Linked DNA regions of Homo sapiens: region 2 is linked to region 1. A link is an interaction called in ENCODE POLR2A ChIA-PET data of the cell type or tissue named here. Cell type or tissue: GM12878. All regions are shown on one strand. Links, peaks and the distances in the headings refer to the core of each region. The heading gives the core; the rest is flanking DNA. Region 1 has its middle 37 kb from the start of PPCDC. Region 2 holds the start of LOC107984772 (a long non-coding RNA gene).

The links. ChIA-PET counts read pairs that join two places held together with the same protein. Peaks named below come from ENCODE experiments on the same cell type or tissue, not always from the same donor. Only the 100,000 strongest peaks of a DNase experiment are listed, where the experiment ranks them.
Region 2: POLR2A ChIA-PET joins it to region 1 with 5 read pairs; 19 of 35 experiments call an interaction of 5 or more read pairs at or near these places.

What each region holds. Positions count from the first base shown.
Region 1 is chr15:75,052,247-75,068,807 of GRCh38, reverse strand. No RefSeq gene overlaps it. Among named protein-coding and RNA genes, the nearest start is that of PPCDC, 37 kb to the right of the region's middle. RefSeq lists enhancers at 7,072-7,121, 16,309-16,561. In GM12878, for the core only: no CTCF peak of the experiment used is centred there; a DNase peak (open chromatin) is centred at 7,297; H3K27ac peaks cover 1,191 bases.
Region 2 is chr15:75,185,881-75,200,529 of GRCh38, reverse strand. LOC107984772 (a long non-coding RNA gene) reads right to left here and starts at 4,857. Exons shown (of 2, transcript XR_001751617.2): 1 at 4,795-4,857; 2 at 2,790-3,492. It also overlaps the pseudogene RPL36AP45 and a transcript of C15orf39 not described here. RefSeq lists enhancers at 312-491, 902-971, 4,362-4,421, 4,690-5,234, 7,957-8,659 and 2 more. In GM12878, for the core only: no CTCF peak of the experiment used is centred there; no DNase peak of the experiment used is centred there.

The sequences.
Region 1 (16,561 bases), core at 5,993-8,492:
CCAGTCCCTGCCTCACTGGGCCCCTACTCAATCTGCCCTCCTTCACCCACTGCACTCTGCCCCACTCACAAAACTTTTATGTGCCCCAGCCAGCTCTTCCCCTTCCCACATTTGCACATGTAATAGCCTGGGTCTGAAATGCCCTGGTTCATCTTCCCCTGGCGAACTCCTGGTCACTCATCTTGCTTCCACTTACCTCCTCCAGGAAGTCTTTCCTGAAAACCCCTGCCCTTGCCTAAATTAGGCTCCAAGGTTATCCCCTCTCAGTACCCCGTACTTTTCCTCCATGGTGCTTATCAGGGTGTCTACTCTTCCTTACCTGTGGGCAGCTATCTCAGAAAGGACCCTGAGGGCAGGGAGCATGTGGATTCTTTTCCCCACTGTGTCCGCAGCACTGGGCACAGTGCCTAGCACAGAGCACATATACATACAGTAAAGATGGACTGAGTGGACCTGTAAATGAGGCATCCTTGTTGATCTGGTTATGCAAAGCCCTCGACTGCTACACCACTCCATCCTCCCCAGGCTGAGCGAGAGGATGCAGTGTCAAGAGAGTGTGCTTTGGGGCCGGGCACAGCAGCTCACACCTGTAATCCCAGCACTTTGGGAGGCTGAGGCGGGCGGATCATGAGTTCAGGAGATCTAGCCCATCCTGGCTAACACGGTGAAACCCCATCTCTACTAAAAAATACAAAAAATTAGCCGGGCATGGTGGCAGACGCCTGTAGTCCCAGCTACTCAGGAGGCTGAGGCAGGAGAATGGCATGAACCTGAGGGGCAGAGCTTGCAGTGAGCCGAGATCAGCCACTGCACTCCAGCCTGGGCGACAAAGGGAGACTCTGTCTCAAAAAAAAAGAAAAAAATTCTGGCAGTTATTTGGCAGGGAGCTCTTGGACAGATGTAGTTTATTCTTTAGGGGTCTCCAGCTTGGAGTTACCCACCCCATGTTTACTGTCCAGCCCTGAAATTGGGTAGTCCACCATATATTATCCCAGCTGGGGTAGGGTGATGCCCTACTGTAACCTGTATTTGGTTTAGGGCAAAGATATTTATCTGCCTGTGAGATCTGTCTCTGATTTTTTAAATTTCCACAAGGTAAAACCTGGCAGGCATTAAATCTTATAGTCTGGGGTGCTACTGTCTTGGTCACATTAATCACCAACCTGACTGGGTAGAGAAGAGTCTGCTGCCAGTTTCCATTTTGACCTTCTGCTCTTTGTATATTAGCCCATCCCAGCCATGTTAATTTCCAGAAATGGGGCCAGCTCATGTTTTCTTTTTAGATTTTTCTTAGAGTTCACTTTAAGGGTTCCTTAAAGTTAAGAGTTAAAGTTAGACTCGGGCACTTTCCACTGATCTTTTTCCCTCCCTTCCGGGATCTCTTTTACCAGTCCCTTGACTCGAATATAGTGAGTCCACCTCCATTCAGCTGTTTGCAGGGCCATCTCAGTGGTCAGGAGCACTTGATAGGGACCTTCCCAGCTTGGGTGGAGCTTGTCTTATTTCCAAGTCTTAATCAGCATGAAGTCACCAGGCTGGAAGTGGTGAACCACAAACTTAAGAGGTGGAGTTTGAGTTAGAAGTCTTTTTAACCTAAGGGATGACAGGGTGGAGGATATGGCCAGTATATAATTTCTTAAGAATTGATCCTTGGTTTCCATAGTAGGGAGATCTGTAGCTCTGCCTAAATACAGGAGCCCATATAATAACTTGTAAGGGAACAATCCCAAGTCTTTTATTGGAGCTGTCCTAATCCTGCAGAGTGCTATTGGGAGACATTTGGTCCAAGCATTTTAGTTTCTAAGATTAGTTTGGTGAAATGCTTTTTGAGAGTTTGATTCATTCTTTCTACCTTTCTAGAGGAAGGGGGATGCCAAGGGGTGTGATAATCCCATCTAATTTGTAAACCTTCCATAATTCCCCTTAACACCTTTGAGGTAAAGTGGCTCTCATTGTCTGAATCAATATTTTTCACCAGGCCAAAGCTAGGTGCAATCTGTTCTAATATAATTTTGACCATATACCTGGTGGTGGCTGTTGGGAGGCAAAAGGCTTCCACCCAGCTGGAAAGGTGATCTACGATCACCAGTAAATACTTTCGTCTTTCTACTTTGAGCATTTTTGTAAAATATACTTGAATGCTTTGAAATGGTCTTAGTCCAGGAGGTCTTCCTCCTGTGGCCTGTTTTCTAATTACCTTTTGGTTTATCCTTTGACAAGTTACACAATTTCCACATACTTGTTTAGTGAGGGTATAAGTCCCTATACACCCATAATTCCTAATGTTATAGGAGGCAGAAAGAAATTTAGGTAGACAAGGTAAAGTGAGTCCCTGGCAGAAAACTTTCCTTCTATTAAAAAGCAGCTCAGAAATAGCTCCCTTTCTAACCTCATGCAGTTCAAAGAAATTACTTCTCTTCTAACAAATGGCGCCTGAAAGCTCAGCCTGTAAATCACAGATAAAGAGCTCAAGCACAGAAGGAGGGGGGTTGGGGGGGATCGAGATTCGGGGGAAGTCTCCTGGGTAATCACCAAACTTCACTCTCATACAATGGGCCCCAGTAAAAACAGTGGGCCTTAATAAGCACATTCCTTTCCCTTTAGGCACACTAAGATAGGGAAGCTAAAAGTGGACTGGGGTGTGGGGGTGGGTGCCTGAAGCTGCAAGATACCTGGAACAGACACAGATACTCTCCCTCCCAGATAAGTGACACAATTAGGTAAAGGCTGATAGAAACTCTGCTCTAAACAGATAGCACATCTGGTCACAACCAAATCATTGGGCCCTAGGAGGATAAGACATCCCCTCCTCACTAGCCCCCTCCTCACTAGCCCATTTATGAAAACTCTGACATTTTTATTGCAACTTGGCAACCGGCTCAGGACCCCCCCTTCAATGCAGAGCTGGTCCCTCCCACGGCCACGAAATTCCTACTCCAAACCCACTCCACCTGTGCAACCCCAATCTCCCCAGCTGCAAGACCAAGAATCCTGGCATCCACCCCAGCCAACAAGGCTGCCTCACTAAGTATTGCATTACACAGAGCCTGGGGTCCCCAGTGACTCCCTTTGTGTACTATAGACATTAGTTCTTTTATCAGGGGTTTACTCACACTAGCTCTCTCACACTGTCTACCTTTATTTCAGCTGTCTGCTCCTGCTCTGCGACACCTGCCACCCCCCAACCTGCAGCTGCACTTCCTGGCCCACAAGGCCAGCTCTTAGTTACAAAGTTAACTTTTAAAAGGCTTTGCCTTACTGGGTTCTCTGAACTTAATCTGGAGTTTTTTTTTTTCCATCTGATCTCTGGCCTCTGCAGGAATGCAGAGGGAGTTTTCTTTTTCTTGTTGAATCTCGAATGCCTTTGAGACATTTTGTGTCCTAGGAGTGGGCTCCTTGACCCCTTTAACTATCAGTTCTCTGAGGTCCTGCATTTGGGCCTAGTCCCTGGGATCATTATTATCCCATTTGGGATTGACATTTGGAAGTTTTTTGTTCGACTGTCAAGACTTCTTGCCTGGGAGGGTGTTGCCTCTTCCAGATAGTCATGGCCACTCTCCTAATCATTCCCTTTTCTTCTCCTATGAACAGGATATTTAAGATAGACATCATTTCAGCCCAGGTGTAAAAGCTGGGTCCTATGAATTTGTCCAGTTGGTCTGCTAAACCGAGGGGATCTTCTAGGAGTGGTTTCATTTCCTTCTTGAAATTCCTAACATTAGTACTTGTAAGAGGAGCATTTACAAAGCCAATCTCTCCCTGTCCCACGAGAACTTCCCTAAAAGGGAACATGCTAGATGCCTGCTGTGTGAAAGGGATAGGGAAGTTTTCAATATCCCTCTTACACTGTTCTAATTCTTTTTTCAAATTTGGATAAGGATTTAAAGGAGCAGTTGGTTCAGCTTCCCCATGGTCTCCAGGTCTTTCTTCCTCTAACCCTCCTGCTGCCCCTTGATCTTCCTGTCCCCTATTTTGTGAGACATATGGAGGGGGCATGTATGACAGGGGGTCCCAGGGCTTTTCCCTGGGTGAGGGCTTTTTACTAGGCTCTTTTTCTTCTTCTTTGAAGGGAAACATGGGGGCTAATTCCTTGATCCAGCAGAGAGCATAACATCTCTTCTTGTGAGGGTGGGGTTTTATCATTCACATAGAGAATTAAAACTTGGCACACCCAATCCTCATCTGAGCCAAACTTGGGCCAAAACCCTGAAGGCTTACAAATGGGGTCTTTGGGCCAGATAAAACAGCAATGCTTTATTATCTTTTGCTTTTCCTTGTCCCTGGTTCGAGGGTTGTCCCTCCAAACCTGCCACATTCTCCCCAAAGGACTATCTGGGGGAATGTCAGAGGAGTCTCTTTGGCTCCCTCTTTCCTTTGTCCCCTAGGCCTAGAATTCCTGTTTCCCATTTTCAGTCAGTCTCTGTGTCTGAGTTTCCCTGTGTACTCAACCCCCCTTTACTGGAGGTTTCTTGCACACCCCGAGAATCGCTTCATCTGTGTCCAGCCATTTCCCTCTCGGGAGAACAGAACCACGGATTAGGACTCCGCACTCACTTTGTATCTAAGATACGTCTCAGTCACACACACACTCAACCGCCGAAAATGCCCAACCACCAAGGCAGTACTTACAGTCCAATTTTCCACCTTGGCTCACACACAAGGTTGCCTGGTTGCCACGATGCCCGCTTTTCTCCCTGTGTCATCTCAACTGTCTCCTGAATAAGTCTTGGGTTTGTCTATGGCTTCTGTGGGGAGCCGGGATGCCCGACAGAGCAGGCCACCTAAATTGAGTAGGACATGTCTCCCCTCTTGGCCAGAGTCCCACTCCATGCAGGCACAGAGATCCCAGACAGGCCCCCAGGTTGTGAGAAACATGCTCACCTGTCCAAACCCAAAGAATGGACTTAGAGGCATGAAGAACAGTTAAAGTGAGACTTCTAATAGTGGTCTTGCAAGATCAGGTGTCTTGCAGGCAGGCACGCCTGGGACAGTCACAGCAGGTAATTTATCCCTTAGCACAGAAGTCCCTCCCCCAGTTCCTCATTGGTTGAGTACTATGGGGTTACAATCTTCCCGGATATTGCCTACGTTTTCTTATCCCCCTTATAAGATTATACCCCATCCCCTTCCCCACTTAAGTTTAGATTTCCCAATAATGAAACTTTTTTCCCTTTTATGAGCTGACCCCTCTTCTACATTCTGTTTGTTTATTGTGACCTTCTAGATGCATGAGCCCTGTGGTTTGTTACATTTTCAGGCTGGCTGCCAGTACTTAGATTTATCATGCCTTGAAAACTGACCACTTGAAATGTTTTCTCACAGGCCAAGCATGGTGGCTCATGCCTGTAATCCCAGCACTTTGGAAGGCCAAGTTGGATCGTCTGAACTCAGGAGTTCGAGACCAGACAGGGCAACATGGCAAAACCCTGTCTCTACCAAAAATTCAAAAAAATTAGCTGGGCATGGTGGGACGCACCTGTGGTCCCAGCTACGGGGGAGGCTCGGGTGGGAGGATCACTTGAGCCTGGGAGGCGGAGGTTGCAGTGAGCCAAAATCACACCACTGCACTCCAGCCTGGGTGACAGAGTGATACCCCATCTCAAAAAAAGAAAAAAAATGAATGAATGAAAGGAGGTTGTAGATGTGTGGGGACAGTGGGATATGGGATATGGAAACTCCCTGTACTTTCCACTCAGTTTTGCTGTGAACTTAAAACTACTTCAAATAACCTTACTAATTAAAAAAATTAATAAATGAATGAAGACATATGATCAGTCCTTGCTTATGCAACTTTGGCTTGCAGAGGCCTCAGGCCATTGTGCTTGTGTGAAGTACCGCAGGCAGACTTGTCCCCGAGAGCCAGCACTGGCCCAGGCCCAGGTGCGAGCAGGTGCTGTGATCCACCTGACTGGATGACTGGTGGCCTATTTCCTACCCATCTGCCTGTGATGTCATAAGTCAAGGTGATTCCAAAGGCCATCTGAGCTTTGGCCTGTGCCCTCCATTTTCTATGCTGTGGCCACTGGTCCACTCTGGAGGGTCAGGCTGGCTTGTGAATGGAGCAAGAACTAACCCCTGAGGCTTACAAATTCTGCATGCATGCATATGCTTGCACACCTTCTGCTGCTAATCTGGAGTATTCCTGCATCCCAGACCACCACGATTCTCTGAGTTCCAGAGAGACTGAGCCAGGGCCATGGCAGAATCTATAGACCAGAGGGGACAGTCCTGGCTCCAGGATACCTGCCATTCGATGTATCAGTGTTCCTGTTCTCCAATCATAAAAATGGGGCAACTCAGGGCATGACTTCTTTCCTAGAAAATTCCCAGGCAAGCCTCTGCCTTGGTCACGCCTTCCTGGAAGCCCAGGACGATCCTTGTGGAAGCCTGGGGGGCCTCTACCCCGCCCTAAACCCCCACTACACACTCACCTTCTCTTGCAAGCCAGCCCTGGGAGAGGCCATATGGAGACTTCAGGGATTGTCTGGTGACTGGCCTGTCACCCTCCAAGACCCAAGCTTTGTTCCCTCCAGCTGGCCTCCTCCTCTGGTCTTCCTCCAATGGCCCTGGGCCTTGGAGGCAACATGACTCACAGAAAGAGCAAGGGCTTGGAGCCTGCCAGAGCTTCCTCACTTACTAGCTGTGGGACCTTGAGAAAGTTAAGTAACCGGTCAGGCGCAGTGGCTCACGCCTGTAATCCCAGCACTTTGGGAGGCCAATGCAGGTGGATCACCGGAGGTCAGGAGTTCGAGACCAGCCTGGCCAACATGGTGAAACCCCGTCTCTACTAAAACTATAAAAAATTAGCTGGGCATGGTGATGCGCACCTGTAGTCCCAGCTACTCAGGAGGCTGAGGCAGGAGAATCACTTGAACCCGTGAGGTGGAGGCTGCAGTAAGCCAAGACTGCACCCCCAGCCTGGGCAACAGAGCAAGACTCCGTCTCAAAAAAAAAGAAAGTTAAATAACTTATTTGAACCTCAGCGTCCTCATTTGTCAAATTCTTGCTCTCAGGAGAAATGGCCAGGGGACAACAATATCCACCTTAGGGTTGCTGTGAGAATTAAATTGTAAATGGTGGCCATTGCTTCACAGAGCATGGCTTCCTTCTGGTGCTCTGTGAGTAGTGACCATACATGCTGGTTTGCCCAGAACAGTCCAGTTGATGCCTATTTTCCTGGCATGTTAATTGCCCTTTTTCACTCTCAGAAGTGCCCAGTTTAGACAAAATACAGTCAGCCTGTGTTTCTTTCTATTCCTAGCTCAGGTCCAGCCTGTGTTAGCAGCACCACTATTTCTACTTTCCCCTGTAAGAGGCCATGCTTGGTTTGTGGTTAGGTTGCTGACACACCAGGGGTTTGGTCTAGGTCCTGCTGTTGGTCACACAAAAAGCCAATGACTGAGACACAGGATTGCCAAGGAAGAAGGCTTTAATTGAGTGCTGTGGCCAAGGAGATGGGAGCTCAGTCTCAAATCCATCTCCCTGGCTAAAATTAGGGGTTTGTACAGCAGGGAAGAAACTTAACAATGTAAGGGAAAACAGGAACTCCTGAGGGGTAAGGAAGCAATCATGATAATGAGGGGCCTGGGTCTCATTGTCTGGATGCTATGCTCTGTGAGTTTCAGTTCTTTCCTACTTTTTGAGAGGCCTGGTATCTCACTGTCTGAATCTGGTGAGTTTCAAGCTTTAAGACCAGATGTGTCCATTTCTGTTTATCAGGAAAAACTGTGTATGAGATTCTTTGATACTTTTTGAGAGACCTGGTATCTCATTGTCTGAATCTGGTGAGTTTCCAGCTTTAAGACAAGATATGTCAATTTCTGTTTATCAGGAAAAGCTGTCTATGGAACTATTGGGTCAATTTCAGTTATATCCTTCTTTCTGGGCCTCAGGTTCCTCTTATTATTATCATTTTTTAGAGATAGGGTCTCCCTACGTTGCCTAGGCTGGAGTCAGTGGCTATTCACAGGCTCAGTCATGGCACACTGTAGACTCAAACTCCTGGGCTAAAGCGATTTTCCTGCCTCAGCCTCTGAGTAGCCAGGATTGCCCGTGCACACCACCACACCTAGCACAGGTTATGTCTTTTTTTATTTTTTTTTTTTTGAGACAGAGTCTCGCTCTGTCATCCAGGCTGGAGTGCAGTGGTGCAATCTCTGCTCACTGCAACCTCCGCCTCCTGGGTTCAAGCGATTCTCCGGCCTCAGCCTCCTGAGTAGCTGGGATTACAGGTGCATGCCACCACACCTGGCTAATTTTTGTATTTTTAGTAGAGACGGGGTTTCACCATGTTGGTCAGGCTGGTCTCGAACTCCTGACCTCGTGATCCACCCACCTCGGCCTCCCAAAGTGCTGGGATTACAGGCATGAGTCACTGTGTCCAGCCGCTTTTTTTTTTTTTTTTTTTTTTTTTGAGATGGAGTCTCGCTCTGTCACCCAAGCTGGAGTGGGGTGGCAGGATCTCCACTCACTTCAAGCTCCACCTCCTGGGTTCACACCATTCTTCTGCCTCAGCCTCCCGATTAGCTGGGACTACAGGTGCCTGCCACCATGCCCAGCTAATCTTTTGTATTTTTAGTAGAGACGGGGTTTCACCGTGTTCACCAGGATGGTCTCGATCTCCTGACCTCGTGATCCGCCTGCCTTGGCCTCCCAAAGTGCTGGGATTACAGGCATGAGCCACCGCGCCCAGCCGCCCAGCCTCTTATTTCTTAAATGGGAATAACAATGCCCATCTGGAAGGATGTTTAGGAGGCTTAAATGCAGGGTCTGGCACAGGCCAGGAGCCAGATAAACCTGAGTTCCCTTCCACAGCCTTCTCTCTCTTCCCTCCATCATGCCAGCTTCCCCCAAGCATGGCACACCAGAATTCAACTTCTCCCCTGCCAGGAGAGCAATTTCCAGAAGTTCCAGGTAACATATCAGCTCCCAAGCCAGGGCCAGGCCACGGTCTCTTCTGAGAGGAGGAAATCTTCAGGGCCAGGAGCGGTGGCTTACACCTTTAATCCCAGCAATTTGAGAGGCTGAGGCAGGAAGATTGCTTGGGTGTGGTGGCTCTCACCTGTGGTCCTGGCTACTCCTCTGGTGGCTGAGGTGCGAGGAACACCTGAGTCCAGGGAAGTCGAGGCTGTATGTGAGCCATGATCGCACCACTGCAGTCCAACCTGGATGAAAGAGTAAGACCCTGTCTCTTAAAAAAATGTTATTTACTTTTTTTTTTGAGATGGAGTCTCACTCTGTCGCCCAGGCTAGAGTGCAGTGGCACGATCTCGGCTCACTGCAACCTCTGCCTCCCGGGTTCAAGCAATTCTCTGCCTCAGCCTCCTGAGCAGCTGGGATTACAGGCACTCGCCACCACGCCCAGCTAATTTTTTATTTTTAGTAGAGACGGGGTTTCGCCGTCTTGGCCAGGTGGGTCTTGAACGCCTGACCTTGTGATTCATCTGCCTTGGCCTCCCAAAGTACTGGGATTATAGGTGTGAGCCACCACACCTGGCCAAAAAAATTTTTTAATTAAAAAAATTTTATGTCTGGTCAGGACCTAGTTAAAGTTAAAAAACTTTCTTTTTTTTAATTTTAAAGAGAGGGCCGGGTGCAGTGGCTCACACCTGTAATCCCAGCACTTTGGGAGGCCGAGGCGGGTGGATCACGAGGTCAGGAGATCGAGACCATCCTGGCTAACACGGTGAAACCCCGTCTCTACTAAAAATACAACAAAAATTAGCCAGGCGTGGCGGCCGGTGTCTGTAGTCCAGCTACTTCGGGAGGCTGAGGCAGGAGAATGGCATGAACCCAGAAGGCGGAGCTAGCAGTGAGCCAAGATAGCGCCACTGCACTCCAGCCTGGGCGACAGAGCGAGACTCCATCTCAAAAAAAAAAGAAAATTTAAAGAGAGAAAGAAAGGATCTTCAGCATCCATGTGTTCATGTTCAACTCATGTTGGCTGCTTCCAAGTCCATCGCTATGGCTGGTAACATTGTTTTGCCTACACAGATGGAAGGCACCTTTTAATTCACCTTTGAACACTCCTTCCTCTTCCAGGAATCCAGAGGCCTGAAAGGGAGTCTGCTGGGCCTCCAGTCCCTAAGGACCTGCTGTCTAGGCTAGCAGGCAAAGCATCACCATGTAATCTCAGCAGATAAAGCCACCATGAAATGAGCCCATTGCAGCAAGGGAACGACACATGCTCCCAGATTCCACCTGGATTAGCTGCATGTCCTCCAAAAGCCCTGAAGCTCACATATCTGCCTCTTGTCCTCACACCCACCCACTCCCCACATTCCTTTGCTATGAGACAACTGGTAGTTCTTCTGGCCTGATCATTCCCATTGCCTTGCCGCAAGGGGTACCAAACCTGGCTTAAATATTGTAGAATATTTGGTTCCACCAGGAAGCTCTCAGTGTAAACAACTTGTCAGTTATTGGGGTTGATTTCTTTGCTCAGAGGCAGTTGCGTGACACTTAGGATTTTCATCCTGCCCTAGAAACCACAATACATGAAGGAAGGAAGCCATGAGCAGAAAAAGGTAATGAAGGAGCTGTCCAGTTGGGACTGAAAGGGCAGGCATCTGGGGATGCTGATGTATGGTGGAAGGGGTGTTTCAACTGACCCCAAGGAGGTAAATGCAAATAAGGGTAGAAGTCCTGTGCAGGAGCCTGTTTGCAGGTAGCTGTAGGGCAGAAAGAGAAAACCCTAGCACACTGCACTGGCTGTGCGGCCCTCAGTTTCTTGTCTATGAAACAGCTACATATGCTAATTGACTCCATCGTGAAGCTGTTATGTGAGGAGGGTGAAATGAGATTAAAGAAACACTTGGCAATATGGAGAACATGTAACACGTACCCATAACCCAAGTCTTATCTAGGGCTCCACACAGTTCAGTCCTGCTCAGCTGCACTCAGAGAATCACACATTGCAAAGGGCTTTAAAAAGAACCTCAATCACAATTGCTGCAGTGAGCTGAGATTGCGCCACTGCACTCCAGCCTGGCGACAGAGCAAGATTCCATCTCAAAAAAAAAAAAAAAAAACCTTGGCCAGGCGCGGTGGCTCACGCCTGTAATCCCAGCACTTTGAGAGGCTGAGGTGGGCAGATCACAAGGTCAGGAAATCGAGACCATCCTGGTTAACACGGTGAAATGCCATCTCTACTAAAAATACAAAAAATTAGCTGGGCGTGGTGGTGGGTGCCTGTAGTCCCAGCTACTTAGGAGGCTGAGACAGGAGAATGGTGTGAACCCGGGAGGCGGAGCTTGCAGTGAGCCGAGATCGCGCCCCTGCACTCCAGCCTGGGCGACAGAGCGAGACTCTGGCTCAAAAAAAAAAAAACAAAAAGATTCCTTCACTCCTCCATTTGTTCCCATCTTCCCAGTTCTGTATCTCAATCTGTTTTTCTTTTTTTTTTTTTGTTTGAGACGGAGTCTTGCTCTTGTCATCCAGGTTGGAGTGCAATGGCACGATCTCGGTTCACTGTAACCTCTGCCTCCCAGGTTCAAGTGATTCTCCTGCCTCAGCCTCCCGAGTAGCTGGGATTACAGGCGCCTGCCACCACCCAGCTAATTTTCGTATTTTTTAAGTAGAGACAGGGTTTTGCCATGTTGGCCAGGCTGGTCTCAAACTCCTGACCTTGTGATCCACCCGCCTTGGTCTCCCAAAGTGCTGGGATTACAGGCGTGAGCCACCACCAATCTGTTTTTCTAATCCCACACCACAAAGTGCCCAGGAACCACAGAACAGATTGTTTTTGTTTTGTTTTGTTTTTTGAGATGGAGTCTCATTCTACTGCCCAGGCCGGAGTGCAGTGGTACGATCTCAGCTCACTGCAACCTCTTCCTCCCCGGTTCAAGCAATTCTCCTGCCTCAGCCTCCTGAGTAGCTGGGATTACAGGCATGCACCACCACACCTGGCTAATTTTGTATTTTTAGTAGAGACAGGGTTTCACCATGTTGGCCAGGCTGGTCTTGAACTCCTGACCTTAAGTGATCTGCCCACCTTGGCCTCCCAAAGTGCTGGGATTACAGGCATGAGCCACTGCGCCTGGCCACAAAGACAGATTGAACAATACTGTGAGGTCAGGAGAGAGAAAAAAACTATACTATAATAAGCAAAGCAAAATTATTTTTCATGGGTGGGGCTGAAGATTGCTATAAATCTTGCACCAACACACACATACAGTGTCATTTAGTCTCCCTCCCTCCACTGGCCACAAGGACAGTGGGTTGTTTTTTGTTTGTTTGTTTGTTGGATATTGTGTTTTGTTTTGTTTTTAGTACACACCACCTTTGGAAAAGACCGTGGTTTTTACAGTTTTTAATGGTGTTGATTTTTCTTCACATTGTTACTTTTGTCACCCCTTTTCCAGAATCAGGGGTGTGGTCAAGGCCTTCAGCACAACCTAGATTCCCCTTCTCAGCATCCTGGCTTCCTCCTAGACTCCAGCTTCTCAATCCAGACCCAATCTGTCCTGCACATACCGCCCCGCTGATCTTGACCGCACGCCACACTCACCATGTGCCTCCCCTACTGAACAGCTCCCAACCTCCCCAGCACGTGGAGCCGGAGTTCCTCCCTGGGTGTCCTACATCAAGCACATGGCAGCATGTCTTCACCCTTTGTATCCTTGGTCCTCCTGTAAGCCCCAGCCCAAGTTCTGTTCCGTCCAGGGGACCCATCCTGACTGCTCAATTCTGAAGTAGAGTCCATGCCACACAGTCTCACTTTCATTGTTTGCTGTTATTTGATCACTGTGAATCTTTCTCCCATAAGAACATAAGTTCCTTGAGATCAGGGATCTCAAAGGTTTATTAAAAGCACACAAGGATACTCAAAATTCATTTTCCTCTGTTAGCTTGTGACAAGAAAAGCAGACCCATTTCTACTCCAAAGGCCTTGATGAATATCTTCAGGCCAGGCACCGTGGCTCATGCCTGTAATTACAGCACTTTGGGAGGCCAAGGCAGGAGCATCACTTGAGTCCAGGAGTTCATGACCAACCTGGGCAACATGGTAAAACCCCATCTCTGCAAAAAATAAAAAATTAGCCAGGCATGGTGTCATGTGCCTGTAGTCTCAGCTACTGGGGAGGCTAAGGTGGGAGGATCAACTGAGCCCTGGAGTTCAAGGCTACAGTGAGCTGTGATTGTGCTGCTGCACTGCAGTCAGCCCAGGTAACGGAGTGAAACCCAGTCTCAAAAACAAAAAGAAAATTTCCAGATGCCTCTGCCAAGTCTGTGTGTTTGTTTGCAGTAACTCCCTGCCATCATTTTTAAGAACTTCCAGATAAAGAACAGAAAGAGGCCAGGCTCACACCTGTAATCCCAGCACTTTGGGAGGCTGAGGCAGGTGGATCACTTAAGGCCAGGAGTTCAAGACTAGCCTGGCCAACATGGTGAAACCCCGTATCTACCAAAAATACAAAAATTAGCCGGGCCATGGTGGCGGGTGCCTGTAGTCCCAGTTACTCGGGAGTCTAAGATGGGAGGATCACTTGAGCCCCAGAAAGTCAAGTCTGCAGTGAGCTGTGATTGTGCCACTACACTCCAGCCTGGATGACAGAGTGAGGCCCTGTCTTAAAAAACAAACAAAAAGAGCAGAAAAATCTTTTTATATTTTTATTTATTATTATTAAATTTTTTAGAGACAGAGTCTCACTCCTCACCCAGGCCGGAGTGCACTGGCATGACCATAGCTCACTGCAGCCTTGGACTCCTGGGCTCAAGCAATCCTCCCACCTCAGCCTCCTAAGTAGCTGGGAATACAGGCGTGTGCCACCATGTCCAGTTAGTTGTGTTTCTTTTGGTAGAGATGGAGTCTCACTGTGTTGCCTAGGCCTGTCTCAAACTTCTGGTCTTAAACTAATCCCTCTGCCTTGGCCTCCCAAAGTGTTGGGATTACAGGTGTGAGCCACTGTGCCTGACCACAAGGAACTCTTTTTAAAATGTATTTATTGATTTTGTGGTAGATAGTATATTCATCTGGCCCAACAATTAAAAATGAAGTCACCTCCTATCTTTTTTTTTTTTTTTTTTGAGACGGAGTCCTGGCCTGCCTCCTATCTTTGTTTCTCAACCACTCAGTTAGTTCCCCTGCCAAGAGAAAAACAATAGACAATGTTTTTCTCTGTTTATCTTTTTAAAGGCATTTGATGCACACACAAGCCAATAAGAATATATCCTCCTTTTCTTTCCCCACCCCCATTTTTTCTGCACAAGCATGCATGTGACATTCTTCTGCACCTTGCTTTTTCTGTTTAACAATGTACCTCAGAAGTCTTCCCAAATCAGCTTCCTCAACACTTTGTTTTATGGTTGTGTAGAGTTCCAGTGTATGAAGGAACACACTAATTTATTTATCCAATCTCCTGGCTGTTAGATAGTGAGGGTGTTTCCAGTCTTTTAGCACCATATGCGAGGCTGCAATAAATCTCCTGTTCAGACATAATGTCATACAACTGAGTGTATCTGTGGGACAAATCCCTAGAAGCAGAATTGCTAGGTCAAAGGGTAAGGTGCATATGTAATTTTTTTTTTTTTTTTTTGAGACAGAGTCTTTCTCTGTCACCTAGGTTGAAGTGCAGTGGTGCAATCTTGGCTCACTGCAACCTCCACCTCCCAGGTTGAAGCGATTCTCCTGCCTCAGCCTCCTGAGTAGCTGGGATTACAGGCATGCACCATCACACCTGACTTTGTATTTTTAGTAGAGACGGGGTTTCGCCATGTTGCCAGGCTGGTCTCAAACTCCTGAGCTCAGCCAATCTGCCCGCCTTGGCCTCCCAAAATGCTGGGATTACAGGCGTGAGCCACTGTGCCTGGCCTGGTCTTTCAGTACCATATACAAGCCTGCAATAAATCTGTTTAGACATAATGTCATAGAAGTGAGTGTATCTGTGGGACAAATCCCTAGAAGTAGAATTGCTGGGTCAAAGGGTAAGGTGCATACGTAGTTTTGATAGATACTCCGAGATTGTTCTCCAGTGAAGTTGCCATCAATTTACGCTCCTACCAGCAATGCATGAGGGCACCAATTCCCCACACCCCCACCAGTCTAACAGGCAAAAGTTTTAGGTCTAGCTTGATTTGCACCACTCTCCTCATGAATGTGGCTGAGTAGCTGTTTAAGGGCCCTTTGTGTGACTGGGTTTTTGGTTTTGTTTTTTTTTTTGTTTTTAATGTGAATTCTTCGTATCTTCTGCTCACTTTTTAATACATGTTCTTGGTCTTTTTTTCCTTTTTCTTTTTCTTTCTTTTTTTTTTTTTTTTTTTTTATTGAGATGGAATCTTGCTCAGTCACCCAGGCTGGAGTTCAGTGGCATGATCTCAGCTTACTGCAACCCCCGCCTCGCAGGTTCAAGCAATTCTCCTGCCTGAGCCACCCAAGTAGCTGGGACTACAGGCATGCACCACCATGTCTGGCTAATTTTTTGTATTTTAGTAGAGACAGGGTTTCACCAGGTAGGCCAGGTGGGTCTCAACTCCTTGAGCTCAGGCAATCTACCCACCTCGGCCTCCCAAAGGGCTAGGATTACAGGTGTGAGCTATTGTGCCCGGCCCTTGGTCTTTTTATCATCAATGCATAGGAGTTCTTCATATATTAGGAGAATCAGCCCTTTGTTTATGAGCTGCAGATAATTTCCCCAGCATGTTGTCCTTTGACCTTGACTTTGGGTTGTTGCTCAGTGAACCTATTTTTCTATAGTCAAATTTATCAATCTTTGCTTTTGTGGTTGCTAAATTTTGTCTCTTGCACAGAAAGGAGCAGGAACCAATAGCCCCAACACACACACCACTTTTTTGATCAGTACAAGCTTGGAGTGACTTACTGGGTTCTGTAAGGAACAGGACAACTCCTGCTCTCCAAGAGAACCCAATGTTAGGAGGACACAAAGTAAACTAACAATTACAATTCTGTTGTAATAAATAGTGGTGGCCGGGCACGGTGGCTCACTCCTGTAATTCCAGCACTTTGGGAGGCCGAGGCAGGAAGATCATGAGGTCAGGAGTTCGAGACCAGCCTGGCCAACATGGTGAAACCCCGTCTCTATTAAAAATACAAAAAAAAAAAAAAAAAAAATCAGGCCAGGTGCGATGGCTCACGCCTGTAATCCCAGCACTTTGGGAGGCTGAGGCAGGTGAATCACGAGGTCAGGAGATTGAGACCATCCTGGCTAACACAGTGAAACTCCGTCTCTATTAAAAATACAAAAAAAAAATTAGCCGGGCGTGGTGGCGGGCGCCTGTAGTCCCAGCTACTCAGGAGGCTGAGGCAGGAGAATGGCGTGAACCAGGGAGGCGGAGCTTGCAGTGAGCCAAGATCATGCCACTGCACTCCAGCCTGGGCGACAGAGCAAGACACCGTCTAAAAATTTTAAAAAAGAAAAAGAAAAAAAAAGCTGGGCATGGTGGTGCACACCTGTAATCCCAGCCTCTCAGGAGGCTGAAGCAGGAGAATTGCTTGAACCTGGGAGGCAGAGTTTACAGTGAGCTGAGACCGCACCACTGCACTCCAGTCTGGGCGAAAGAATGAGACTCCATCTCAAAAAATAAAAATAAAAATAAAAAATAA
Region 2 (14,649 bases), core at 8,589-11,088, 130 kb before region 1:
CCAACTCTGCTCGCCCCTCCTCCTCCAGCACCGCGCCGGCGACCCTGTCCCTGCCCTGCTAGTGGGGTGGAAGGAGGGCTGTGTTCTTAGCCCTTGGGGTCTAGGACGCTCAGGTTGTGTGCTCAGATGTGCCCAGTGGTCTCTCCAATTTCCCTGAGTTGGAATGGGACCCAACCAGGCCAGGATGAGCAGCCATCTGAGACAATAGGGGCTAGTTAAGATTTGCAGCACTGCTGAGCCTTGTGTTAATTCAGGGACACCTCACACAGACAGCAGCCCCACTCAACAGTATGTCTGTTCCTTTTCGGCATCACTTAAACACCCTGGACTGCCAAAGAAAGGAGGCAACACTGGGGGACTTGGGAGCTACTTTGTAACTTTCTGAGCCTCAAATTTCCTCATTGCAAAAAGAGAGCAGTGAGAGACCTGCCTTAGCAACTGTGGTGTCGGCCAACATCAGTGTGGGAAATTGCTTGTAAACTCTAGGAAGCTCATAGAGTGTCCCCAGACTATGAGCTCCTGAAGGCTCTGACCTTGCCATTTTCCTCCCTATACCAATGGTCGTCTGTGGAGCCTATAGAGAATGAAGGCAATCAATACAAGATAACTGCCTTGGGAGCTCCACATGTTTTTATCAGGACTGTGGTCTTGCAGAGATGTGATATTCTAATCAGAAGGAATAGTGTGAATAAAAGCAGAGAAGGGAACAGTCTGTCCTTATATGGCCTTCCCGAGTAGAGTTAACACAGAAAAAGAAAGTAGTGTAAAAAGGAGGTTTCTCCTCACCCCACCCCACCCCTACCACTACCAGGTCTGCCCAGGTTTCACATGCAACACACACACTCCTCTTCCACCCCACCCCAGACACCAGTTACTTCTCCTGGCTCCCTGGGAATGCAAGGTAAAAGGTCAGATCCTGAGCCTTGGCTCATTATTTTATGGTTATTAATAACAATGGTGCTCCCTCTAATGAGGCCACACCTGCTATTTACAAATCTCCTTCCTTGGAGGAGCTCCCTTACCCCAGAGGCGTGTGAGGTGGAGCTGGCAGCTACTCTACAGGCAGAGAAACAGAGAAGTATGGCACCTTTCCCTAAGACACACAGCAATGCCCCCTTCCATCCTTGCAGACCCAGCTATAGACACTGCCTCCTCCTGAGAGGCCCCTCAGACTGCTTTTGCTGCCCTGTCTGCCCTCTATTTCCTCATTGCTCCCTCTCCCCTCCCAGAAGAGGGATATCTCAGTGTCAGTGGTTGGGCATGGAGCTCCTACATCTATCTATGAGATAATTGATATCTCATTTAATTCTTACAACCATGTGAAGCAGGAGTTTGAAAAACAAGCACACTGGGGTTTGATCCACTGACCTGTGTGGTTTAGGCAAGCCCCTTAGCTGTCAGCTCACTCATCGTTACAGGGACATGACTTGCTACAGGGCTCCAGTGACTTCACAGCTTGATTTGTAGTAAGGTTTCAACCAGTGGTGATGTTGCAGGAGAATAAGGTCTGGAGGCAGGGAACCTAAGGCCAACTGGTGCTGGATATTAGAGACTACTCTTCAACCCCTTCTCTTTCAAGGTGGCAGTTGCTGCATGGTAGTTGCAATCCCTCCTTTTGCTGTATGGCAGTTGCTGAGTGGCAGCTGGAAAGTGAAAGTGCCTCTGATTGGTCCCCTCCCACAACCCATCAGACTGGTCGTGGGCCTACTCTTCAACCAATCAGACTGGTTGCGGGCTACTAGGGTGAACCAATGGGAAACCTCTAGAGGGTATATAAACCCCAGAAAATTCTGTAACCAGTGCTCCTGAGCCTCTTGCTGGAGGTTTTGCTGCCTTGCTTGTGCCTTTTGTCCAATTCTTTGTTCAAAACACCAAGAACCTGGGCAACTACCCTCAACCAGTAACAGTAGCTCTAGAGGAGGAGGGGGAGGCCACTTGTCCACATAGCCAAGAAATGGAGAGCTAGGATTGTCCCTGGAGGACTGTGTGACTCCAGTGCCTTCTGAGGGAGGGCTCAGACACAATTGTTGTTCAGGAACCCGCTGCCACTAAAGCAAGCAGAGCCTGAAGCTGGGCTGCGTCGGTGGCCATCAGCATGGACTCAGAGCGTCGTAGGGATCTGGGTTGGATAGGACCTGGGCAGGAGGACAGGGCCATGGGGTCTGATTGGGGTGAGGTGAGCCACTTTCCAAAGGTGTACTGGGAAATCAGGGCATCCTTCTGCAGGGGAGGCTGGGGGTGGGGGCAGCCTGCTGCTTTGCCACAGTGAGCAGGGAGTGGGAGCCTCTCAAACTCCGAAGGAGCCCCCCCCCCACTACCTCCAGAGAAAATCAGACTTGCTCAGAGGGGAGGCCCTAAGACTGAGAAGTGGGGCAGGCTTTCACTGGGCCCCTCTGGAAGACTGCATCTGCTGGCCTGTTGGCTAGGAAAACAACAACAACAACAACAACAAACCATGCACAATAATTTAGGGACCCTGGCCAGGTGCAGTGGCTCACGCCTTTAATCCCAGCACTTGGGGAGGCTGAGGCAGACAGATCACTTAAGGTCAGGAGTTTGAGATCAGCCTGGCCAACATGGGGAAACCCCATGTCTACTAAAAAACAAAAATTAGCCGGCATGGTGCACAAGCCTGTAATCCCAGCTACTCAGGAGGCAGAGGAACTTGAACCCGGGAGGCAGAGGTTGCAGTGAGCTGAGATCGTGCCTCTGCACTCTAGCCTGGGCAACAGAGTAAGACTGTATCTCAAAAAAAAAAAAAAAAAAAAAAAAAGATTTAGGGACTCCTGCAGAGGAGGGGAACATTCTTTAATTAACAGCTAGGGTGGGCTGATTTTCCTTCTCTCCTTCCCATCCTTCCTTCTGTCACATATTGAGGATCTCCAGGTTTTATGCTGGCATTGAGGGTACAGCAGTAGATGGGTCCCAGTGCTGTCTCCCAGGCTTCAAACAGACCATTGCCTCCAGTGAGATGGGTGCTTGTGTGGAGGTGGGTCTGCCACAGTGGGAGAGAGGCCTCAGGAACAGGACTGCTGGGCCTTGGACTCAGGGAGGGGGGGACTGTGATGTCTCACTCTGGCTGTGCCAAAGCCCAGCCATTGGAGGCTTGGTGCTGGAGGCAGCAGGAAATATTCCCTGCCTGCCTCCACAGAGAGCTTTCTAATGCCTGTGTGTAACCGGTCACTCCTAGCTTGGAGTCTCCTGTGGTTCCTCGGTGGCCTCAGGTTCCAGTTCCCCAGTCTGGCTTTGGCATGTCTCCTGATTGTCCCGATTGTCTCCCCAGCCAGCCAAGGTTCCTTTCAGGTCACACCTCCACACTTTGGAATATGCTCTCCATCTGCCTTGGCTGCTTGTCTGGCTTTCCTTGCTAATTCCTGTTGGCCTTTCAGACTCAGCTCAGAGGCTGGGCACGGTAGCTCATGCCTGAAATCCTCCCACACTTTGGAAGGCAGAGGCTGGAGGATCACTTGAGCCCAGGAGTTCAAGACTGGCCTGGGCAACAGAGCAGGACAAATAAAAAAAATTTCCAGGCATGGTGGCACACACCTGTGGTCCCAGCTACTCGGGAGGCTGAGGTGGGAGGATGACTTGAGCCCAGGAGGTTCAGGCTGCACTAAGCTGTGATCAGGTCACTGCACTTCAGGCTGGGCAACAAACCAAGACCTGACACAGCCCCCGTCAAAAAAAAAAATCGGCTTGGGATCCCTCCTCCAGGAAGCCTTCCCTGAGCTCCAGGCTGGGTTTGGTCATCTCTTCTGAGGTCCCAGAGCATTTTGAACTCACCTCCATTTTAGCCTCAGCTTCCTGTGCTGAAATTGCCTGGCTATAAGCCTGGCTTCTCTCTTATACTGGGGAGGGACCTCTTCCAGGGTGGGGCCTGGGTCTGCCCTTGGGCTGTGACTCTAGTGCCCACCACAGGGCTGAGTCAGGCTGTAGTTATGGAGTGAAGGTTTAATGGTGAAGGAGGGCTATGCACATCTGAAAGGGAAGAAAGGCAGAAAAACCTACCCAGGCCCAGAGATGAGAGCCTGAAGGAACCTCTGCTGCCCAGAGCTCCCCTAAAGCCCCTGGACTCCCCGTCTCAGCCTCTTAGGACCCAGGACACCAGCAGTAGCCTGTTTCTAGCCCCTATTTCAACATGGGGCAAATGAGACGCAGAGAGGGCCAGCTACCTGCCTGGGGTCTCAGGCAGGCAGCTCCAGAACCCAGGTCTCCTGAAGGCCTGTCCAGTCCATACACCAGGCCTCCTCCTGGTTCTGCCACTGCCTCTCTATCCCCTCCTCCCCTGTCAGACCTAGGATGGAAAAACACCTGGCCGAGCTCCACCTGCCTGCCTCATGCTGCCTGCAGCCCCCTCCTTGGAGGCCATCAGCCTGGGGTAGGGGTGTGAGGAGAAGAGGAGGGGGACCCCTGCAAAGAGGGGAGGGGCTGATGCATTTCCCCCCGTGCTGCAGGAGCTGCTCCCCTACCCAGAGCCTGGACTCCTGCCAGCCGCCCTCATCACCTCCTCTCCCCATCCAGGGCCTCTCCCTGGAGATCCCTTCCCCCGGCCTCGGCGCCCTGGGCAGAGCCATCACAGCTGTTTCCAGGGTGGTGGTTGGGGCCTGGGCGGGCCCTACCCGCAGCCCTGACTCCAGCCCAGTGCCCGCCCCGCGCTTTGGTCAAGACTTGGCCTTCATCGGGAGTCACCTTCCCCCAGATCCCCAGTTCAAAGGTTTTGGGGGGCCGCCAACCCAGCTCCTCCTCGCCCCACCATGTCCCCTCCCCCAGTGCTGGGGCACCCTCCCCTCCTACCGTGGGCAGGCCAGGTGGACTATCGTGGAAGCCTTTCTAAGGCTGGCTGAGGCGGCTGGGTCTGGCCAGGTGGTTGGCTGCTGCCCCCTCATTAGCGGCCCGCTGGGGTTGCCGTCACTTAGGGCTGGTTACCAGGCAACCGCGTCCAAGGAGGGCTTGGCTCTGGCTCAGGGCTGGCACAGCGGCGCTGCTGCTGAGGCGGGAGGTGAGCAGCCAAGCAGGGTGGGAGACTGGGGTCACGGTCAGGAGGCCTCCTGCTCCCCAGAGTAGGGGTGCAGTGCTTCAGAAACTCCCTGTTATCATCTCACCTTAGACTCACAGCCTGGCCCCAGAAAAGGGGTTTTGGGTCCTCAACACAAACAGCCATACTCAGAGCCCTCAGGTTTCCTGGAGGTTGAGGGGAAGCTGAGTGGGAGCAGAGAAAGGCACCCTTCTCCCTTTTGCATCTGGGGGTGTGGCCCTGTGGCCTTCTTGCCCTGAGTAGGTGTGGGAGGGGCACAAGGAGTCGGATTTTCTGGTGTGCAGGGCTTAGGTTTTGGATCTAAATCCTGCCCTAAACAAAAACAAATAAACAGAAAGAAAACAAAAAATAATAATGATAATAAACAATAAATCCTGCCCTGCCTCTCATGGTTGTGCTTTCTTGGACATGGTTTTTTTTGTTTTGTTTTTTTGTTTTTTTGAGATGGAGTCTGGCTCTGTGGCTCAGGCTGGAGTGCAATGGTGCGATCTCAGCTCACTGCAACCTCCACCTCCTGGGCTCAAGTGATCCTCCCACCTCAGCCTCCCAAGTAGCTGGAACTACAGGTGTGCATCACCACGCCCACCTAATTTTTCTATTTTTTTTGTAGAGATGCGGTTTTGCCATGTTGACCAGGCCAGTCTCAAATTCCTGGCCTCAAGCAAACCTCCTGACTTGGCCCCTCAAAGTGCTAGGATTACAGGCATGAGCCACCTTGCCAGCTGTGGACATGTTGATTGCTTCTGTGAACCTTGACCACCTCCTCTGAAAAATGGGATGGTAACCCATCTCCTAAGATGGCTTGTAGGGCATGAATGCTTAGTGCAGTGCCTGGCACATACCCATCCATTCCCTCCCTCCACACCCCAAGCTTCCCACATTGCAGGGGGCAGGATTACAGATGCTGACCGCCCACACATGGGCCACCCACCATTGCCAAGTGACCCAGGAATGTGCCATCTTTATGTCCAAGAATAGTTCTGGGCCCTGGGTGGTACCTTGTTCCCCTCATCCTTGCTGACTTGTTTTTTTAATTTAACAAACACTCCTAGTCTTTACTATGTACCGGGCGCTGTTTAAATGCTTCACAAATATTAGCTCATTTAATGTATTTAATCTATTTAATGGATGAAGTCGCTTAGTCCATTTATTTTGTAATCCATTTACTGGACTAAATGAGGTGATGCTGAGGTGGATACAGAGAGCTGTGTGGGAGGGAAGCCTGGCCACATCTCTCTGCTCTGCCAGGGCAGCTTCTGCTGCGCAGCTGGGTTGAACGCCAGTCCTGCCTTCTGCCTCCTGCCACAAGGCCAGCCTGGGATGGTAGAGCTATGGGCAGGTCAGAGTTTCAGGGAGAGCAGTGATGGCTAATTAAAACTTCAGCTCAGGGAGGCCCCCTTGGGGCATGGATTGCCTCAGTCAGCTTCCCTGGGGGAGTCCCCTAATTGGACCCCTGGGCCCTAGGAGTGATGCAAACTCACCAGGCAGATGATGGCAGGCAGGGAGGGAGGGGAAAGGGGGAAGGAAGCAGGCTGGCCAAAAAATAACAACAACCCCCTTCCCATTGTGAGAGATGGTGACTTTGGAGTCCCCAAACTGTCACTTAGGAACTGTGTGACTTTGAATCAGTTGCTTGGCCTCTCTGAGCCTCAGTTTCCTCATTGAGAAGTGGGGATAGGAAAACTTCCAGCCCTGGAGGGTTGCTATGAGACCTGTGCAGAAAGTACACAGCACCATGCCTGGCTCAGAAATAGGCACTCATACAATTGGAGCAATTGTCACAGTTACTGCCACGGTCCTCTCTTATCCATCATTTCATTCAGTTCTCAGAGCATTCTGGGAGAGAGGAGGACAAGCCTTCAGAGCAGGCAGGGGGTTAGCCTCCCAGCTTTCATAACCAACAGTCTGGGTCCTGGGCCGTGTGTGGAGTGTGGAGGGGCGGGGGCAGGGGATGCTGCAGAAGATCAGGCAGGAGGTCACTGCTCAGCTGCTATGCAGATGAACCCGGAGCCTGCCTGTGGAGTGGAGAGGACTTGACTAGGCAGAAAGCAGCCCAGGGGGCAGAGCTGGAGGCAGCCAAAGGTCTGAAGACCAGAGAAAGTGCAGAGTGTGCCAGGAGCCCTGGGGAGCCAATGGGGCTAGAGATGGGTGAGTGACAGCCACATGCTACCCTGCTGAGAGTTGGGGTCTGGCCCAATGTGGCCAAAGTCTTCCCTGGGTCCAGGGTGCTGAGAATGACTTGTGCCAGAAGGGTGGGCTGTGAAGAAGGGAGTCTCGGAGAGGGGAGAGGGTGCTAGGCTTTTCCTTTCTGGATGCAGCAAGGTAGACTCCTTAGCTCCCCTGCCCCTTAGGGAGCAGACAGTGTCATCTCCAATTTGTGAGGCCTCTAGAGTCACTGGCCCCTTACCAGCTATTCACAGAGGGGCAGGAGCAGGCCAAGGTCCAAAAGAGCCAGGTGTGGGGTGAGTCCCAGAACCCTCCAAGGTGACCCGGCTCAGTGGTGTCACTCTGTTCTCACAGCCCATCTCCAAGACCACCCAGTGCCACGTCTGCTGGCTGCAGCAGGCCTGGAATCCTCAGGACAGGCCGTGGGCCTCCCTCCGGCTCGAGTCACTCCCCAGAGCAGAACATTCTGCCCCCAAATTCTTGATGAACCCCTCCCAACAAGCAGTGGCTTCAGAACACCAATCTTTTCCCAGAGAGAAACCCAGGACCAGGAGAGATATGGAGGAGACCAGAACGCATTTCAAAGAGCTGATCTTGCTAATAAATCAACAATTCCTGAACAAACACAGCCCACCCTGCACCAGCTCTGGGCTCCCTCAACCTCCCTCCAGACCCTATTCCACAGCCCCCTCTGCTCCAGCAGTCCCCACCTCCTGTCAACCAGGTCATCTATGGCTCAGGTTCCAATTAGTTCAGTAATTAGCACCTCATTGGGCCTGTCTGCCTGCGAACAGCTCCCCTGGGGAGGGTTTCAGGAGGTCTCCATGACCTCAGGGCCCAGAGCTCAGGCAAGTCCAGGCTGGCAAGGCCCCAGGTGGCCTCCCTGCACCCCAGCATAGGGCAGGGGAACAAAAGAATCCCCCAGGGAATTGGGTAAGGGGCAGGGAGAAGAGGGTCCACACCCAGAACGAGCCTTCTCCAGCACTTCCGGGGCCCGTGTGTCAGCTCCACACACACCTTCCTCAGCCATCTCTGTCTAGTCAGTGTGCCCTGGCTGGCTGGGGAAGCCAGGAGGATGCCAAATCCAGCTGAGGTCAGGTCAGTAAGGGAAAGTCTCCATGGGTGGCTTTGGCACAGCCAGGGATTTAGAAAGAAGCTTGGCTTATCCCTTCAGGCCTCCATCCGGGGCCTCCTGGCTCTCTCGGGCGTCACCCCCTGATGACCCCTCAGTCCCTGGCATCCATCTTTCACCTGACAGTCCCTCAGCTCTTGAAGAGAGTAGAATGCCCCCCAGCCCAGCCCATGGTCAGGCTGCAAGTGGCCGAACTATGGGCTCTGGCTAGAAAGGCTGCCAGAGCTGAGAGCGGGGAGTAGGGGACAGCCTGTGTGGTGGGGTCAGAGCGAGCCTCCAGCCAAGAAAGGAAAGGAGAGGTGAGGTGCTGCCAGTGGACGTGTGGGCACCGTGTCACAGTGGAGTGGCTCAGGAGTAAGGGGAGGTCAAGGCTTCCTCTTGCTGAGCTCAGATTCCCCATCTTTAACATTGGAACAAGAATGGTCATAGCCCCCAGCTTCCGGAGATGATGGCAAGAGGTGGGTAGTGTGGTGAGCAACGGAGCAACGTGGTGGGAAGCCAGCAGCAGTGGCACAGGGCAGAAGGTGAGCATTCCAGGGAAGCCCCCTGTTGTCTCCCTCCCTGACATAGAGCAGCACTGGCCAGGGAGAGGGGTCTTGATGGGGGGTGGGAGTCCACACTGTATAACTCGGGCTTGGTGAAGGGAACACAGGTCAGGCCCAGGGAACCAGTGTGAACAGTGCAGGTGAGAGGTGCAGGTTACCCAGACAGGCCAGAAGTCAGCCTTGACCTCAGCCCCCAGACTGAGAGGTGTCCTTGGGCTGACCCTGAGCCGAGGCCAGTCATGAGATTAGAACCCCAGCAGCAGGAGCCAGGCAAATGCCCTGCAGCTGTGGAGGAGGCTTGGCTGCAGCAGCATTTGACCCCAGAATGGGCCTCCAGCTCCTTCCAGAAAAGTCCCACTGCTGGGAAACTGCTGCATCACTCTCCTGGTGCTGACACCCCCTGTTAGTGTCTCCTTGCTTGGATTAGTATTGCCTTCTTAGGGATACTCTGGTGACAAAACCAGCACCAGCCACCTTATCCAGGCCCAGATCCCAACTTGCACTCTTGGCTGTGGGACTTGAAGCAAGCTTCTTAACCTCTCTGAGCTCCAGGGTCTTTGACTGTGGGATGATGAATTGTGCCCCCAGGTTTGTGGTAGGGTCAGGTGCCCAGTGTTCTAATGCCACTGGATCAGTCCCGGCAGGCAGTGAGCCTCAGTGAACCCGTGTTCCTCCTTCCTCAGGCCAATTCCTAGGAAGCAGGCAGGACTCTGAGAAGATGTGGTGCTGAGACCAGCTTGGTCGTGGAGACCCTAACCCAGCAGCGCTAGAGGAATTAAAGACTCACACACAAAAATATAGAGTGCAGAGTGGGAAATCAGGGGACTCACAGCCTTCAGAGCTGAGAGCCATGAACAGAGATTTACCCACATATTTATTGACAGCAAGCGAGTGATAAGCATTGTTTCTATAGATTATAGATTAACTAAAAGTATCCTATATGGGAAACAAAGGGATGGGCCGTAATAAAGGGATGGGTCTAGCTAGTTATCTGCAGCAGGAGCATGTCCTTAAGGCACAGATCGCTCATGCTATTGTTTGTGGTTCAGTAATGCCTTAAGCGGTTTTCCGCTCTGGGTGGGCCAGGTATTCCTTGCCCTCATTCCGGTAAAACAATAACCTTCAACATGGGCATCGTGGCCGTCACGAGCATGTCACAGTGCTGCAGATATTTTGTTTATGGCCAGTTTTGGGGCCTGTTTATGGCCAGATTTGGGGGCCTGTTCCCAACAACGTGGGGCTGAAGTCTGCTTTCCCTTCTCTAGGAAGAAGTTCTGTGAAGGCCAGAGAGCCAAAACCACCTCCTCAGTCTGCCATTTTTCCACAGGCTTGTGAAAGGAACTGGATCATCTGTTTAGGGCTTCTAAAAGTTATTAGGGGCCAGGTGCAGTGGCTCACACCTGTAATCCTAGCACTTTGGGAGACCAAACCTAGAGGATTGCTCAGGCCCAGGAGTTTGAGACCAGCCTGGGTAACATAATGAGACCTTCTCTATACCAAAAAAAGAAAGAAAGAAAAAAAAGCCAGGCGTGATGATGCACACCTGTAGTTCCAGCTACTCAGGAGGCTGAGGTGGGAGGATTGCTTAAGCCCAGCCCAGGAGGTCGGGGTTTCAGTGAGCCGTGATTGCGCCACTGCACCCCAGCCTGGGAGACAGAGCAAGACCCTGTCTCAAAAACAAAAACAAAACAACAAGAACAAAAATAACAGTTACTAGGCTCTGAGGAAGGTTGCCTTTGGAGACTGAGTCACAGAACTTGACCTCTTAATTACTGAACTTTTGTTATAAATTAATTTCCTTCCTTGTTCCTGGCTTAGACCAGATGGCCCTAAGATAGAAGACCCCTTGACTGAGATGAAAGACCCCTTAACTATTACATCCTTATGTGGAATGTCAAATATACTTTTCCCGAAAAAGAAACACTGCCTTTAACCAATCAATTGCTGTAACTATGTATGAAAAATGATGTAATCCTGTTTACATCCTTGCCTATATAAATGATCCTCAAATCTCTCCACTTCAGAGCACCTTGGACCCCATTTTTTTGGAGACTGTGCCTTCCTCAAACTTTGCACTCCAATAAACTCAGTATTTAATCATATTGCCTGAATCTCATCATTCAGGTTGACAGGCTCAATGCAGAGTGGGCAGGGGATAAACAGTCATTCCAGTAAAGCCCTCTGCTTTCAGGCCTCCCACCCCCATCCCAAGCTCTGCCCAGCCCAGACTAGACCATCTTCATCCCAATCCCAGCCCATTCTAATCCCAGCTCCCAGGCCCAGTTCTGTCCCCATTCCTAACCTAAGTCTGGGGCAGTAGCCAGGGACCACAACAGGACACTCCTAATGGGGACAAAAGGCCTGGAAAGGGGTTGTTCAATTTTTTTTTTTTTTTTTGAGAGAAAGTCTCACTCTGTCTCCCAGCTTGGAGTGCAGCGGTGAGATCTCGGCTCACTGCAACCTCTGTCTCCCAGGTTCAAGCAATTCTCCTGTCTCAGCCTCCCAAGTAGCTGCCCGGCTAATTTTTTTGTATTTTTAGTAGAGACAGGGTTTCACCATATTGGTCAGGCTTGCCTCGAACTCCTGATCTCAGGTGATCCACCTGCCTCGGCCTCCCAAAGTACTGGGATTACAGGTGTGAACCACCGTGTCCAGCTGGGGTTGTTTAGTTAAAAGGAAGGGACACAGAAACCTCCACAGCTCCCCATCTGTAACAGGCAATCGGAGGGGTGACTGCAGCCCCTGCAGCCCCTGCACAGACCTCCTTGCCCATGATGTTTCTTCTGAGCAGAACCTTCCAGAGGCCCACAGGGCCTTCCTGTGACCCACACCCCCAGTGCCATGTGCTGACATCTGACTGCAGCCAGTGGGAGGGCAGGAGTGGCAGCCTAGCCCCGCCTGGTATCATGGTCCCTGTTTGTTTCCAGAAGGTGCAGCATGCAACTCCTGAAGGCAAGAGGCCTGCGAAGGCATTCAGGGCAAGTTGAGAGACTGCGCCCACTGCTCGGCCAGGCTGTGGGGCTGAGGGTGGTGGTAGGGAATGCTGACAAACCCAAGAAGTAGATTTGGGTTCAGACAAGAAAGGCCTGCTCAGGATCCCTGGGGCCCAGCCGACCAGAACCACATCTGCGCTCATGAACAGCCTCTTTATTTCTCAGCCAGGGCCTACTGAAGGCTGAGCCACCTCTCATCCACTCCTGCAAGCCCTCTGGCCCCCAGTGCACCAATGGATTTGAGGGGCTCCATGACTGGCTGGCCCTGTGCTGCAGGTTCAGTGGGGTAGAGTGCTATCCCAGCTCCCAGTGCTGTGGCTGGGAGTCAGTCCCTGGGGAGCCAGGACTCTGTCACTATGACCTGATGTGATTCCACCAGGGAGCTGGGCTCTCCACCCCATGACAAATTGATACAGGCCTCACAGAACAGAAGAGGGGCCCAACCTGTACTTGTGAATGTGCTCCTGAGGCTGGGAGGGTAGGGTGGAGTAGAAGGCAGGGGACCCTCACTCTATGCTGAAGGGGCTGGGGGCTGAGATTGGTGCCCTGTCTTCCTGGGTTCAAATCCTGCTTCTGCTACTTCTTAGCTGTGCTGCCATAGGCAAGTCACTTCATCTCTCTGGGGCTCAGTTTACACAGATATAAAAAATGAGGGCCGGGCACGGTGGCTCACCCCTGTAATCCTAGCATTTTGGGAGGCCGAGGCGGGCGGATCAGGCGAGGTCAGGAGATGGAGACCATCCTGGCTAACACAGTGAAATCCCGTCTCTACTAAAAATACAAAAAATTAGCCGGGTGTGTTGGCTCACGCCTGTAGTCCCAGCTACTTGGTAGGCTGAGGCAGGAGAATGGCGTGAACTCAGGAGGCGGAGCTTGCGGAGAGCCAAGATTGCACTACTGCACTCCAGCCTGGGCGACAGAGCGAGACTCCGTCTCAAAAAAAAAAAAAAAAAAAAAAAAGGATAAGGCCAGGCAAGGTGGCTTTCACCTGTAATCCTAGCACTTTGGGAGGCCGAGGTGGGAGGATTGCCTGAGCCTAGGAGTTCAAGGCCAGCCTAGGCAACATAGCAAGACCCCCATCTCCCCCTGGCAAAAAAAAAAAAAAAAAAATTAACTGGGCATGGTAGTGGCATGTGCCTGTGGTCCCAGCTCAGGAGACTGAGATGGGAGGATCATTGAGCCCAGGAAGTCAAGGCTGCAGTGAGCCATGATCACACCACTGTACTCCAGCTAGGGCAACAGAGCAAGACACTGTCTCAAAAAAAAAAAAAAAAAAAAAATGAGGATGGCCGGGCGTGGTGGCTCACACCTGTAATCCTAGCACTTTGGGAGGCCAAGGTGGGTGGATTACCTGAGGTAGGAGTTCGAGACCAGCCTGGCCAACATGGAGTGCCCGTCTCTACTAAAAATATAAAACTTAGCAGGGCATGATGGTGCGTGCCTGTAGTCCCAGCTACTCTGGAGACTAAGGCAAGAGAATCATTTGAAGCCAGGAGGTGGAGGTTGCAGTGAGCTGAGATTGTGCCACTGCACTCCAGCCTGGGTAACAGAGGGAGACTCTGTCTCAAAAAAAAAATTAAAAAAAAAAAAAAAGAAGGCCCTTTCCTGTTAGGGGAGAGCTGTGCGAGGTAAGGGTCTCAGACGCTGTTTCTTGTTTTCATCATATAGACAGAACAGCCGTGCTGCAAAGATGGTCAATGTACCTAAAACCCGAAGAGCCTTCGGTAAGAAGTGTGGCAAGCATCAGCCTCACAAAGTGACACAGTATAAGAAGAGCAAGGATTCCTTGTATGCCCAGGGAAAGAGGTGCTATGATCGGAAGCAGAGTAGCCATGGTGGGCAGACATAGCCAATTTTCTGGAAGAAGGCTAAGACCACAAAGAAGGTTGTGCTAAGGCTGGAATGTGTTGAGCCTAACTGCAGATCCAAGAGGATGCTGGCCATTAAGAGATGCAAGCATTTTGAACTGGAAGGAGATAAGAGAAAGGGCCAAGTGATCCAGTTCTAAACTTTGGGAAATTTTTCTTTTGATTTGAAGAGAAAATGCTGAAGCCATAGAAAAATTACCTGTAGGAAAATAAATACAGTGATATTCTTTAAAAAAAAAAATGAGGATAAGCATTAACCACATCAAGGGATAATCAGGCAGATCAACTGACTGTGAATATGAAGAACCCAGTGCAGAATGGGCACAGCAATGCCCAGTGCTTCTGGAGAAAGTAAGCCTAAGGGGTGGGGAAGGATCCCAGCTGGTCCGTGCAGCCTGGAATACACATGCGTGTTGGGGACTGTCTGGCCTGGAACAACCAAGAAAGCCCCCCAGAGTATAGGCCTGCCTGGGGCATTCACTGCCCCTCCCAGCCACCCCAAGCCTGAAGGCTTCACTGCTCCTACCCCTCCCCATTGCCTGTCCAACCCTCCTGCCCACCCCCAATGCCAGTGGACAAGTCTAGGGCTATTGACTGGGATCCCAATGCCATGCCCCAAATGGAGACTTCCTGGCCCGGCAGGACTCACAGGAGCTTAGAGGACCAAGGAGAAAAAACTGTTGCACTCATGTACACATGCACATGCGAACACATGCATGCACACACACAGAGGGACACAGAACCAGCCAGGCACACACGTGCAACCATGGCCGGCAACCAACCTTCCCTCCCTCCCTCCCTCCCTCCCCACTTCCTTCTTTCCCTCCCTCCCTCTTTCCTTCCTTCCTTACTTCCCTCCCTCCCCCTCCCCCTCTTCCTCCCTTCCCCTCCACCTCTCCCTCCCTCCCTT